Regions from separate parts of the Homo sapiens genome. Here region 2 is linked to region 1. A link is a contact called in ENCODE Hi-C data. All regions are on one chromosome and are shown on one strand. The core of a region is the stretch at or near the end of the contact, and the rest is flanking DNA. Distances in the headings are between cores, read along the strand shown. Region 1 overlaps DTNBP1 (dystrobrevin binding protein 1). Region 2 overlaps LOC101928354 (a long non-coding RNA gene).

What was found. A loop is a pair of places that touch in the nucleus more often than their neighbours do. Pooled maps may share reads with other maps.
Region 2: a pooled map shows a loop between it and region 1 (3-fold over the local background). The contact joins two enhancer-like sites. A Hi-C loop is called at or near these places in 2 of 37 single-sample maps with no recorded cell type and 2 of 50 pooled maps.

Annotation. Positions count from the first base shown.
Region 1 is chr6:15,619,488-15,625,537 of GRCh38, reverse strand. The region is part of intron 5 of DTNBP1 (dystrobrevin binding protein 1); the gene reads left to right. Among named protein-coding and RNA genes, the nearest start is that of DTNBP1, 41 kb to the left of the region's middle. RefSeq lists an enhancer at 3,684-3,783. Within about 2 kb of position 3,022, at least 20 of the 41 ENCODE cell types and tissues checked have a DNase peak (open chromatin) inside an H3K27ac peak, as active enhancers do.
Region 2 is chr6:14,659,966-14,665,996 of GRCh38, reverse strand. All of the region lies in intron 1 of LOC101928354 (a long non-coding RNA gene), which reads left to right. It overlaps LOC102724463 (a long non-coding RNA gene), which reads right to left. Exons shown (of 3, transcript XR_926514.4): 1 at 4,147-6,031; 2 at 3,676-3,788; 3 at 734-951. Among named protein-coding and RNA genes, the nearest start is that of LINC01108, 380 kb to the right of the region's middle. RefSeq lists enhancers at 4,513-4,632, 4,723-4,802. Within about 2 kb of position 1,741, at least 7 of the 41 ENCODE cell types and tissues checked have a DNase peak (open chromatin) inside an H3K27ac peak, as active enhancers do.

The sequences.
Region 1 (6,050 bases), core at 1,773-4,272:
GTTTAGTGACACATGACCTTATTCTTCAGAAACTGCATTTTGGCTTCTTAAATGCACAAGGTAGGCCTTCCAAATGTTCACTTGAATCCTCTCTTTTTTAGTAATCTGAGAACATCTAACACTAAAGACAAATGAAAGCTAAAACATTATCTGATATACTGTTCTGGTTAATCACTGCTAAATTAATTTGAGTCATTTTTTTCCTCTCATCTATGTCTAACCGATATTGAGCTCTTTTTAGAGAGTTAGTTCAGTTTTTTTTAGAAGGTATGTCTGGATGGTTGCTTTTCATATATATTGCCAATCTGAATTATCTGTTAGCCTTTGAAATACATGCTTCCTTTGGGTTTTAATCTATTGCTGTTATTTGCCTGATATTTATAATTAGTAATGAATGACTGTGGAAGATAGCATATCAAAACTTGGAATTTTAGAGACCTAGTTAGTATTTGTTGGCCTAGAATAAGCCCAGAGAGAGTTGTTTTAAAATCATGAGGCTTTTAGCTAAGCAATTTAAGCTTTATAGAATCATTGCTGACGATATTCTTTACAGTAGGAAAACAAACACTTTGAAGCCAAATTTGATGGAGTGAGTTGTGTAAACATGTATCTGTACCATTAATGTACTTTATGAATTCATTTTGATGCATTTATGTATCAGTCTTAGATTTTGGAAACATTTAGTGTTTTAAATGCTTACTCATTTACTGGGTTTTTTTTTTTGGAAGCCTCAAAATCTCTCCTATTATTACCCAAATACCTTGACATAATATTACAAAGCTTAAATAGTTAAGCAATAATAAAAAATAAAAACAAACTTAGAAGAAAATGGTAACCGATTATATTTAGTCACAGGGTCCCCCTAACTTCTTTGAACTTGTTGCCCTTTCACTGTCAAATGTAACACCATATCCTGTCAGTCCCTCCATTTTCCAGGCTGCTTCACTCTTTTGGTCTTACTTTGCTCTCTAGAGGCCCTGCTTTTATTGAAGGGCAAAGGATTTATGTTATGTGAGCAATTTGGACTTTTGATGATGCTTTTAGCTGTGTTATCCCATGGCTTCATTAATATGGCTCCTGGTACCTAGCCCCTTGGGAATTGTTAAGTTACAACAGATGATCCATTCATATTGGCTTCAGTCCAGCTTACAGGAGCCTATTTAATTGATACTTACTGGTAAGGTTTGTCGTTTTAAAAATAAGTAATAAGGGTATGCTGGGAACTGGAAAACAAGGGCTATGAACTGACAGATCGGGTTTGGCTCCCAATCCAACTTCCTCACTTTAAAAACTGTGCAGATTTCTCAATGGCTCCAAGCTTTAGTTTTCTTGTCTGCAAAATGACGATGAGCATACCTGTCTTGTAGGTATTTGGAGGATTAAAGGAGATGACAAACGTAACCACTTAGCACAGTGCCTGGTACATGCTGGGCATCTGCCACGCACCACGCACTGCGTACAGACTCTGGACACACAGCAGTGAACAAGGCTGGGCACCTGCCATCAAGATGCTGACGTTCTAATGGGGGCCTCTCTAGCCTTTGCGAATTCACAAAACCATTATTCTGTGACACGAGGGTTTGGATGGATGTTAGGCAGTTTAGCTTGTGCTGCAAAACAGTTTAGAATGCAAAACCACAAGATTCAATGTGGTGATATTAGTATTCTGTACATTGAAGGTGTGTAAGCATACAATGGAATATTTTTATCCAGATTCTATGCACTTTCTTATTCTGTGAAAAACCACAGTGCTTTTTAATCATAAAACTGGAAAAATATGTTTGAAAAGTATATACTGAATTATCTTGAACTTCCACTAGAGGGTAGTATAATCCTATTCCTTTATTGAAGTTCAAAATGTTAAAGCCTTGTCTTTGAATTTTCTCTTAGTTTATTTTATATGACCTATTTTTAAAAGACTGTTCCCTTCATCTAGAACAGAAGATTCTGGGTTTTGTTTTTGTTTTAAAATTTTAATTTTTTTAAGAGACAGAGTCTCACTCTGTTGTTCAGGCTGTAGCATGGTGATGTGATCATAGCTCACTGCAGCCTCAGACTATTCCTGGACTCAAGCGATCTTCCTGCCTCAGCCTCCCAAAGCTCTGGCATTACAGGATTGAGCCACTGTACCCAGCCAGAAGATGCTGTTAACTCTTAGATAAGAATTCTTAGATATAAGAGAATAGCAGCCGTATACTGAGTTTGTGTTTTTCTTTTGGTTTGACCTAGCCTGATACAGTATTATTTTGCTTTTTTCTGTACAGAATTTTAGAGGGCATCTAACAAAGAGATTATCATAGCTCTGTCAGTTTTTCATGGACTAGATTATCAGATGTCCAGGTTCCTTTCTGAGGCTAGACCCTTCAAGAGGCACATTAATTCTCTTAGACACCTTTTAGGCTACTACATAGATCTCATTTGTTCCATAATGGCTTTTGCAAGTTAATGTACTTCTTAAAGTTTCCTTATTCATACCATCATTACCTTATTACCTTAGTACATAAAAGTGTAACGTAAGCATTTGAACAGTCTTGTGGTCTTTCAGTACCTGGCCTCTGTGACCTATGGGTTTGCAGCCAAGGAGAGTTCTTTGTTCCATAAGGCTAATTATTTTGTTAGAAAATAACTCATTAAGTGGGAAATAATTTTAGTGTGCTGCTTCATTCTTTATATATCAGTGGTTACACTACAGATGATATGTATTTGAAACAAATGGCACAAAGAAAAATTCCAAACAGAATTGCTTTTCCTCTGGGACGGCCTTCTTGCAAAAATTTGTGAAGCTCTTTTTTGCACAGCTGTCAGGCATTCCCAAATGGCTTTTCACAATAAAATTCTACCTATCTCTTTCACTGATCACTAAATGAGACATATGCGGTTGTTATAGCGAGCAAAATGGTGAGGCTTGAGCTTCTTGTAAAGGTATATTTGTGTCCATGGAGGCCTGCTAGTATTTTATGTATATGCATCCTAAGTTGGTTACCAAATGTACTCATATATGCAACTTGTTTTGCAACAGGAAATGAGCAGGCTGTGACAGGGAAATTAAATTTCTGCTAACTTAAATTCAACATAAAATATTCGGAATACACATTACGTATGTACTTGTCATTATTATATGAAGAGCTTTTTTAAGTTTAATATAAGGGGATGAACCTTTATTTTTTTCAATGCAATTATTTTATATTTTGTTACTGATTTCAAGTCTGCTAAGTGTTAAAATGGAAAATTTTCATCATTTCTTCTGTTTTAAGTCACTGATAATGTGACCTGGTTTAATATACTAAAAGTATCATCATGTTGTTTAATGTTTTCTAAGTTCTCTGCTCATGTTTATTCTTTTACAAAATTTGGCATAGTCTCTTAATATTTAAACTAGATGACCATGAATAGTTTTGCCTTCTCAGTTATTTTACATGTTAGAGTAATAAAATCATTCTATCACCAGAAATTATTCTTTATTGAATTCAACAGACAGGGTTATTAGGGGATAGCAAAAAAGCAAAAATACAGTCTGCACCTTTAAGGCCCTTACTGATTCCTGAGAGATATGAGAGTACACAACTGGTTGGATGATATCAGTCAGAATGTGAGTCCTGTGTGAGGCTGAAAGGTCTGGGGAAGCACAGAAGAGGAAGGGAGCCCTGTGGGAGGAGGGCGGGCTGCCACTGGCCTAAGCCTGAAAAGACAGGCCGGGGTTAGGGACAGGCAGAGGCAAGGAGGAGGAGGCACCAACGCTCAGTACTCCTCTTGTTTTGCTGTAATGTAGAATATGTGAAGGAAAGAAGTGAAGTAAACAGTTTGTGGCCAGAGAGCAGTAGCTCTCTGAATGATAAGGAGTTTAACTTGAAAGGGCTGGGGAGCCTGTGAAGCTTTTTAAAGGGGAGAACATAAATATGAATTTGGTGTTAGCAGTAAAATGACCACGGACTATTTCAAGCATTTTTAGTCTAAATTTGTCATTCAGCACAAGAGCATGAGGCCGTCCTATTCAGAAGTATGTACAGTTTGTTTCTCATTAGGAATTCCAGGTTGATAAACCACTCACATGTTTTCATCTGGTCCCCACGTTATTAACAAAAGAGTGACTAGGGCAGCAAGTACAATTTGTACCTAGAACAGAATTTCTGTCTGTGAGAAATTAATTGGCCTGCCTAGAGATCAACCTCATTTAAGTTCCTGGCCTCATTAGCTCTGTAGTCAACCAACAGAGCTAGAATCTAAATGGAAATTGCCATCTGTCCAGATAAAGATTAAAGAGGTAAAAAGAACATACACATTTTCCAGCATAGAATAATTGTTGGCTCCATTACATAGTTTCTTTTCAGAAAAATCATTTGAAATTTAATTCCTTTTACCTGTAGGAGATCTTAAGTCTAAGACTATAGCCTGGAAAATAACTTATAGGTGTGTAAGTTTGTAAGATAAAAATGAAAATGTTGTTGACATTTTGATCTAATAGATCCATAGATCTTGTTTACATCATGATCATTACTGGTCAATGAAATTATTAGTTTTCAATCACTTTTATTAAATATAAAACTTAGCTAATCTAAAAATTTTCTCTATTTTTTATATTCAAACATTAATTATTTACTGTCAAGTATTAAGTTTAGGTACTTCGGCTCATTTAATCCTTTTAACAGCTTTGCAAGATATGTGTTGTTAGCTCTCTCTTCACAGACGAGGTATCACATTGCATCTCATCTGGCAGGAGCAGAGCTGGGTTTTTAAGCTTGTGCTTCAAAGCCTAGCTCTTAACCCGTCCCCCATATGCTAAGCATACATGCACGATACTGAATGCACCAAGTAGCTTAGAGTTAAATGGAGTCTATATTAAATTTAACTATTCTAGTTTTTATCACTAATCAAAATGAAACAGCCTTTTAAATAATCCTATTAGCTATGATAGTGTTTTATACATTTTAAGACCATGTCAGACTAGTTATAACAGAATGAGCTGAATATTGCTTCTTTAGTACTAGGAGTACTAGCTCCCAAGCTGAATCTCCTAGTCAGTTTTTCATTTAATAAAACAAAAAACAATGTAGGCTGGGTGGGGTGGCTCACACCTGTAATTCCAGCACTTTGGGAGGCCAACGCAGGAAGATCGCTCAAGCCCAGGAGTTCAAGACCAGCCAGGTCATAGTGAGGTCTCGTCTCTACAAAAAAATATATATATAAATGGCAGTACATCATTTTGCCTGATTCCCCCATATAAACTCCTTATGTACCATTTATGACATTCTTTAAAATCTTAAATACAGTTATTGGCTAAAATTTAGATTTTACAAATTGTTTCATTTAAGCGTTCCATAATCACATATAGTAGCTGTTTGATGTGGTCCCTGAAGCTAGATTCAAAAGCACCATGAACTACATTATTATTAGCCTTTTCCAGATTTACCGTGATATATTAATATGATAAAAGTCAGTACCTAAAATGTCTGAAGAAAACTGCTAAACTGCTTGTCATCAAATTTTCACTTTTGAATAAAATGTTATTCCCCCCCGACCAAATTCATGTTTTTAAGCCTTACACCCTAGCAGAGAGGAGAGGGAGTTTTTATAAGCACAAATATTTAATAGAGTTAAAATTTAGGATATTAGAAAGTGTCAAAAAAAAAAAAGGAATAAGACCTACTATTTTATAGCACAGTAGGGTAACTATTGCCAATAATAACTTAATTGTATATTTTAAAATAACTTAAAGAATGTAATTGGATTGTTTCTAACTCAAAGGATAAATGCTTGAGAGGAGGATAAAAAGAGAAAATGTCAACACTTCTGGATTATCTAATAGCTGTTTGGATCAAACAAAGATTAATTAAAAATAAAATCTTCATTAATAAAAATTCATACTTTATTAATTTTTTTTTACTTAATATTATTTTCAGTTCCAAGGTCTCATTCAGGAGACCACATTAAATTTAGTCATCTTGTCTTCTTAGGCTCCTCCTGGCTCTGACAGTTTCTCAAACATTTTTTGTTTTTGATGACCATGACAATTTTTTGAGACATGGTGATCAGATATTTTGTAGACTGTCCCT
Region 2 (6,031 bases), core at 492-2,991, 960 kb after region 1:
GCAGTTGTGTAAGGCAGATACGTGGATTCATCACATTGAGGAACTGGGAGGAGGCAGAGAACTGGAAACTGTTTCACATGCTTCTGGTATGAGAAAGTCCAACTTATATTTAAAATGGATGATGAAACATAATATCTATATATATTTTTCTGAGATGGAGTTTCACTCTTGTTGCCCAGGCTGGAGTGCAATGGCACGATCTCTGCTCACTGCAACCTCCGCCTCCCAGGTTCAAGCGATTTTCCTGCCTCAGCCTCCCGAGTAGCTGGGATTACAGGCATGCGCCACCACACCCGGATAATTTTGTATTTTTTTCTTTTTTAGTAGAGACAGGGTTTCTCCATATTGGGCAGGCTGGTCTTGAACTCCCGACCTCAGGTGATCTGCCCGCCTTGGCCTCCCAAAGCGCTGGGATTACAGGCCACCGCACCCGGCCCCATAAATTTGTAAGACCTTGCTACACTTGTGTTTGACTATTTTCATAATGAAAAGTTAGAAATAAGAATGCACTCTCAGAGAAAGTCCCAACATTAAGAGAAGGTTGTGTTTAGTCCATCCCCTCGGCTTTGCCCCATGGGGACCCACCTGAACACACGCTAGCCAATGTGGGTTCTGTTTTCTGCCCTGGAGCCTGTCTGTAACAGGAAGCTCAGGAGTGAGTAGAGATGAATAGAAGGGTCAGGCCCTGTCCTCATGTTAATTAGCTATTCATCGTAAGGAATGGATTAACTGATTCATGATTTTCATAAATTTATTGGCCCTCCAGTTAATGAAGATCCTAATGCAGTATCTTTTGGCATACATCATTCCTTTGCGGGACTGGCTTGTCCCTTTCGGCAGACTGCCGAGCTTGGCTATGCAGAGAATGACAGCTGCTCACATTTTGGGCTTGAGGGAACTGGTGTGTCCTGTACAGAAGGTGGAAGGAGGCGGGAAACCTGGAGAAACAGGCTGGAAAGGGTAAAAATGTCCCAGTGAATTAATAATGCATGTGCACTTCCAGCACGCAGGCTGGCACTGAGAGGCTTGCTGTTTTCTGTCGACATCTGCACATCAGGATAATGGTTTTGAAGGGTTAACCTAGGGCTACTCTGTCTCTCCTTCCAGCTCCATCATTCTCCTTTTGCCAGCCCCTCCCTCCCCCAAAGCAGCCAGGCCATCTAATGCTTGTTGCCTCAGGGGACGGATGTGGTAGGAGGGAAAGCAAATAGCCTGGGTGCCTTTTGCTGACTTACACGTGTTTCAAAGGACTGCGCCCTTAGGGAGAAATGTCAGAGGATGAGATTGGCTCCCTACACCCGTCCTCATCCTCAAATCTAGATGAGGTTTCCCTGGGGTTAAGAAAGAAGGAAAGACAGTGGGTAAAGCATGATCTTATGGAGAGAGTAGCCTGCATTCTACTTCCTGGAGCTGGCTGCAGAGTCAGACCAGGATGGGGGCGGGGGGCCTCAGCAGACATTGCAGAAACTCCCAAGCCCCAGTGTGGCACAGGCCAGGCCAGGACGATTCCCCCCGCCCTCCACTCATCTGTGCTTAGACTGGTCAGGAGAGCCAGTGGGCCAGGAAGGCAGACAGAGGCAAAGGATGTCTCAGGGGACCTGTGGGCCAAAGGCTGCCTCAGCAGCCACCTGCACAGGCAGGTGGCAGCAAGAACCAGGTGACAGCCCCTTTGACATTGCACTAGGCTGCACTAGGCCCCCCAAGGCCGAGATGCATAGCCATTACATCAAAAACATCCCAGTGGAAGAGAGCAACAGTAGGTAGTTGTACATGATCTCATATACGTACTATCACTCAAGACAAAAACAAAACAAAAAACCACCGAAACCTCAAACCAAAATATACCAAAATATACAAACAGAAAAACCACTCTCTTCCTAAGTAAAAAAACAGACATTCTTTAGCATCCAAATGAACTCAGAAAATTAGAGAAATACAGAATAACACAAAGAAGAAAATGAAATCTACCTATCAGTTTATCAAATATATATCATTTTAATATTTTTATGCCTGTATTGTATAGATGAAAAAAATTGAACTCATACTGTATATGCCTTTTGTATCTTGTTTTATTCACTTAAACAGTGAACATTTTCCTCTTCTATTAAATACGCTTCTCTAAAACACTTTTAAAATTTAGCCAATACCTTGTATTGGTGTTTTAGGTTGTCCCAAGTTTTGTTATGTACATTATGTTTTTATGACAAATAACCCTTGGACATAAATGATTTTGCACATCTCTGTGTTTTTAAGCCATTAAATATAGTCATGTACCATGTAATGATGTGGCAGTTAATGATGGACTGCATATATGATGGTGGTACCATAAAATTATAATACAATATTTTTACTGTACCTTTTCTATGTTTATTTTTTTAATTTATTATTATTATTTTTTGAGACAGAGTCTTGCTCTGTTGCCCAGGCTGGAGTCCAGTGGCGTGATCTCTGCTCACTGCAACCTCCAGCTCCTGGGTTCAAGCAATTCTCATGCCTCAGCCTCCCGAGTAACTGAGATTTTACAATCATGTGCTACCATGCCCAGCTAATTTTTGTGTTTTTAGTAGAGACCGGGTTTTGCCATGTTGGTCAGGCTGGTCTCAAACTCCTGGCCTCAGGTGATCCGCCTGCCTCAGCCTCCCAAAGTGCTGGGATTACAGGTGTGAGCCACTGCACCTAGCCCTTTTCTATGTTTAGGTATATTTAGGTACACAAATCCTTACCATTGTGTTATAGTTGCCTACAGTATTGAGTACAGTACCATGCTGTGTAGGTTTGTAGCCTAGGATCAATAGACTACACCTTCTAGCCTAGTAGGCTACACCATCTAGGTTTGTGTAAGCTACTCTGTTGATGTTCGCACAACAATAAAATTGTCTAATAGTGCATTTCTCAGAATGTAGTCCTGTTAAGTGACCTGTGACTATATTTTTGAAAGAGTTGTTTATCCTTGTTATCTTCTGGTTGTTTTCCATTTACACTTCTCATTATCTCCTCAATACACAAACGCTGGTCCCCATCACTCTATAGTAATGGATTAGGAAGAGGATAGCATTGACCTCCAGGGTGCAAAGCCAGTGGTCTCTTCTTTGTATTAACTAATGCCCTGGCACTCTCCCTGAAACCCCTGCTCTTTTGACCTCAGGGATGCTATGATCACTTAATTTTCCTCATTCTCCCATGATTCCTCTTTTGCAGCCTCATTTGCTTGCTTATCTTTTTCACGTTCTCTTTAAACTGGCACAACCCAACATGCTCCCATCACCCCTCCTATTCTTCATCCTCTTCCCCCAAAAGGGTCCCCTATGCCTAATGTGCAGAAGACTGTCAGGCACTCCATGCGCTTCCAACAGCTCAAGGACTTACCCATTGCTTATTCTAGAGGCAACTCTGACCCAGGGTAACCCTGCACAAACCAGAGACTCATGCGGTCTAGTTTCAAAGGGAATGCTGAATTTAGGGAAACTGTCTAGCCTCCAAAGGAATTTAAAAATAACCCAAATCCTTTATTCCCATTTTCAAAGATCATCAAAAATGGAATCCAAATACAGAGTTCACAGCAAATGATTCTTCTCCTACTTTGTTCTCCATCCCAGCTTCCCCTGCCAATTATTCAGAGTCTCTTAACTCTTCAAATCCTAGAAAACGCTCTCATCCCTCTCCATCATTCCTTACTCTCATGACTTTCTTCTCCTGATTGCAGGGCTGTCACCATCTTGCACTGCCAGCTGTCCTCTCTGAAGGTTGAACTCCTAACAGAAGTTTCCTCATGTTTGTGGTAGCAGCACCTTGAGAAGTAGAGAAGACAAGAAGAAAAAAGGAGTCAGCACAGATGACAAGCTCTGCTTTTTAGTGTACATGGTCTTCCCCAGTATGCACATTCTTTTCCTATTCTTGACTTATCTCCCTTAACGATAAAATGGCCAAGTTAGAAACCCTAGACACTCTTATTCTCTTTTCTTTCTTTCTTTCTTTTCTTTCTTAAGAGACAGGGTCTCATTCTGTCACCCAGGCTGGAGTACAGTGGCACAACTGTAGGTAGCTCACTGCAGCCTGAAATTCCTAGGCTCAAGTGATTCTCCTGCCTCAGCGACTTCGGAGTGGCTGAGATTCCAAGCTTAAACCATTGTGTCCTGCACTTCTCACTTTCATGGCTGTTATCCTGGGGGTCATCAACTTTTCTAGATCTGATTACAGAAATGTCTCTTCTTTTTTCTTTATTGCTGCTGTTAAAGCTTTGATCCAGATCTTTCTCAAGTCTTAGTTATTTTAGAGTCTGTTAGCTGATTTTCCTGACATGCATCTCTCTCGGTCCTCTAATCTTCCATGTACACTGCTGCTGCTGCTGCTGTGAAGCAGATCTGGTCACCTCAGTCTCTTGGTTGACAATCTTGCATTGCTCCCCATTGCGTGCATATGGCTGAAAGTCCTTTCTTTGGCATCGACAGTCCTTCATATTGTCTTTCCTTCAGGATGTCCCTCTCATTACTCTTCTCCATGGTGCCGCAGCTCTCTCACATTGTCTGTTCACTGCTCCCCAATCCTCCCTTCACTTTCACTCTTTGACTTTCTGTTCATGATGTTTGTACTTCGTGGAACACCCTCCTGCCCTCTCTAGCTGGGTGACTCCTTCACGTTCTTCAAGGCCCAGCCTTGCTGCTTCCTCTTTCATGAAACCACCTCAGTGCTATTTTCCAGCTCAGGGGCTTTCCACTTTGTGCTCACAGGAATTTGTTTGTGCCTTTATGATGTCACTTATCACACTCTGTTTATCTTTCCTACTACATTGTAAGCTCAAAAGCAGGAGCATTATTCGTTTTGGAAAAATCTCCAGTACCCAATCTGTAGAAGTTGCTACATAAATGATGCCTTATTCACACGCAAACAAATTAGTGTTTATTCACCTTCAGCGTGCCTCTTCATCATATTATTGTGTGAAGCCTGAAAGAACCTCTGATTCTTGCTTGAAGGTGGAAGAATTTCACTCTAAACAGCAGCTAGGCTATCTGAATGAGGCAGCAGAGGAAATTTATTGGTGTAGAAAGAATGCAGTGGGGTCAGTGCTGCTGTGCAGCAGATCTTTAGCCAGCTGTAAACAAGCCTGCTATGTGTGAAAATAGAGACTTACAAAGCAGGTGTATTAGAGTACCGTTTTTCATCTTGTCAAAGGAATCATCTTTGCATTTGCTCCTCTTCTCTATTCTGTATCATAATCTGTAACACACAAGGGAATAGCCATTAGAAAATTCTGTCGATTTTCTCTCCTAAATCTCTAATTTGATGACTTTCCTCTATTTCTCCTGCCTATGCTCTCGCTGTTTTCTTTCCTCTTCTAGATTATTGCAACCTGTCTGACTAGCTTCAGGCTTCAGCTTCAATAGCACTTCCTTTCAAACCTTTTCTACCCTCCAAGACTGGGTTAGGTGACTTGCCTGCATGCTCCTATACCATAACTGCCTTTAAAAATTTTTCCTTATCTCTTATCAGACTCCAAGTTTCTTAGCATCCTGAGCTCATTCATCTTTTTACTTCCGTTGCCTGCACATAACAACTGCTCAGTAAATATTTATTGCATGAAGGAATTACAAAAGTATATATCCAAATATTTTGAACTCTTTTGTTTTTGCATGATATCTACTAATTGGAGCAAGACACATTTATATTTTGATGTGGAAAACCAGGCTGCTTAATGAAATGAATTTCACTGGCTTAGCAAGTAGGCGTTTTGTTTCCGCCTTTGTCTTTGACTTTTCAATACCAATTAAGATTTGCATAATGTAAACATGTATTGAGAGTTATGTCTTGGGGTGGGGCTAGGCACTTGCACATCCATTCTCTTTCTTCCCCATAGTTTTTCATCAGTTAATTGCAGATAGTAATTATATCTGTTAGCAAATAGTGCTGTAAAGAGTGACTTTTCATCTTGAAAGAATGTATGTGCTTCCCTAATCACCTGAGTTATTACTAGAATGTTATTTGTCCCCTAGGAGGACTAAGCCAGGTATTGCAGATGGTTTCCCAGTCCCTTAAT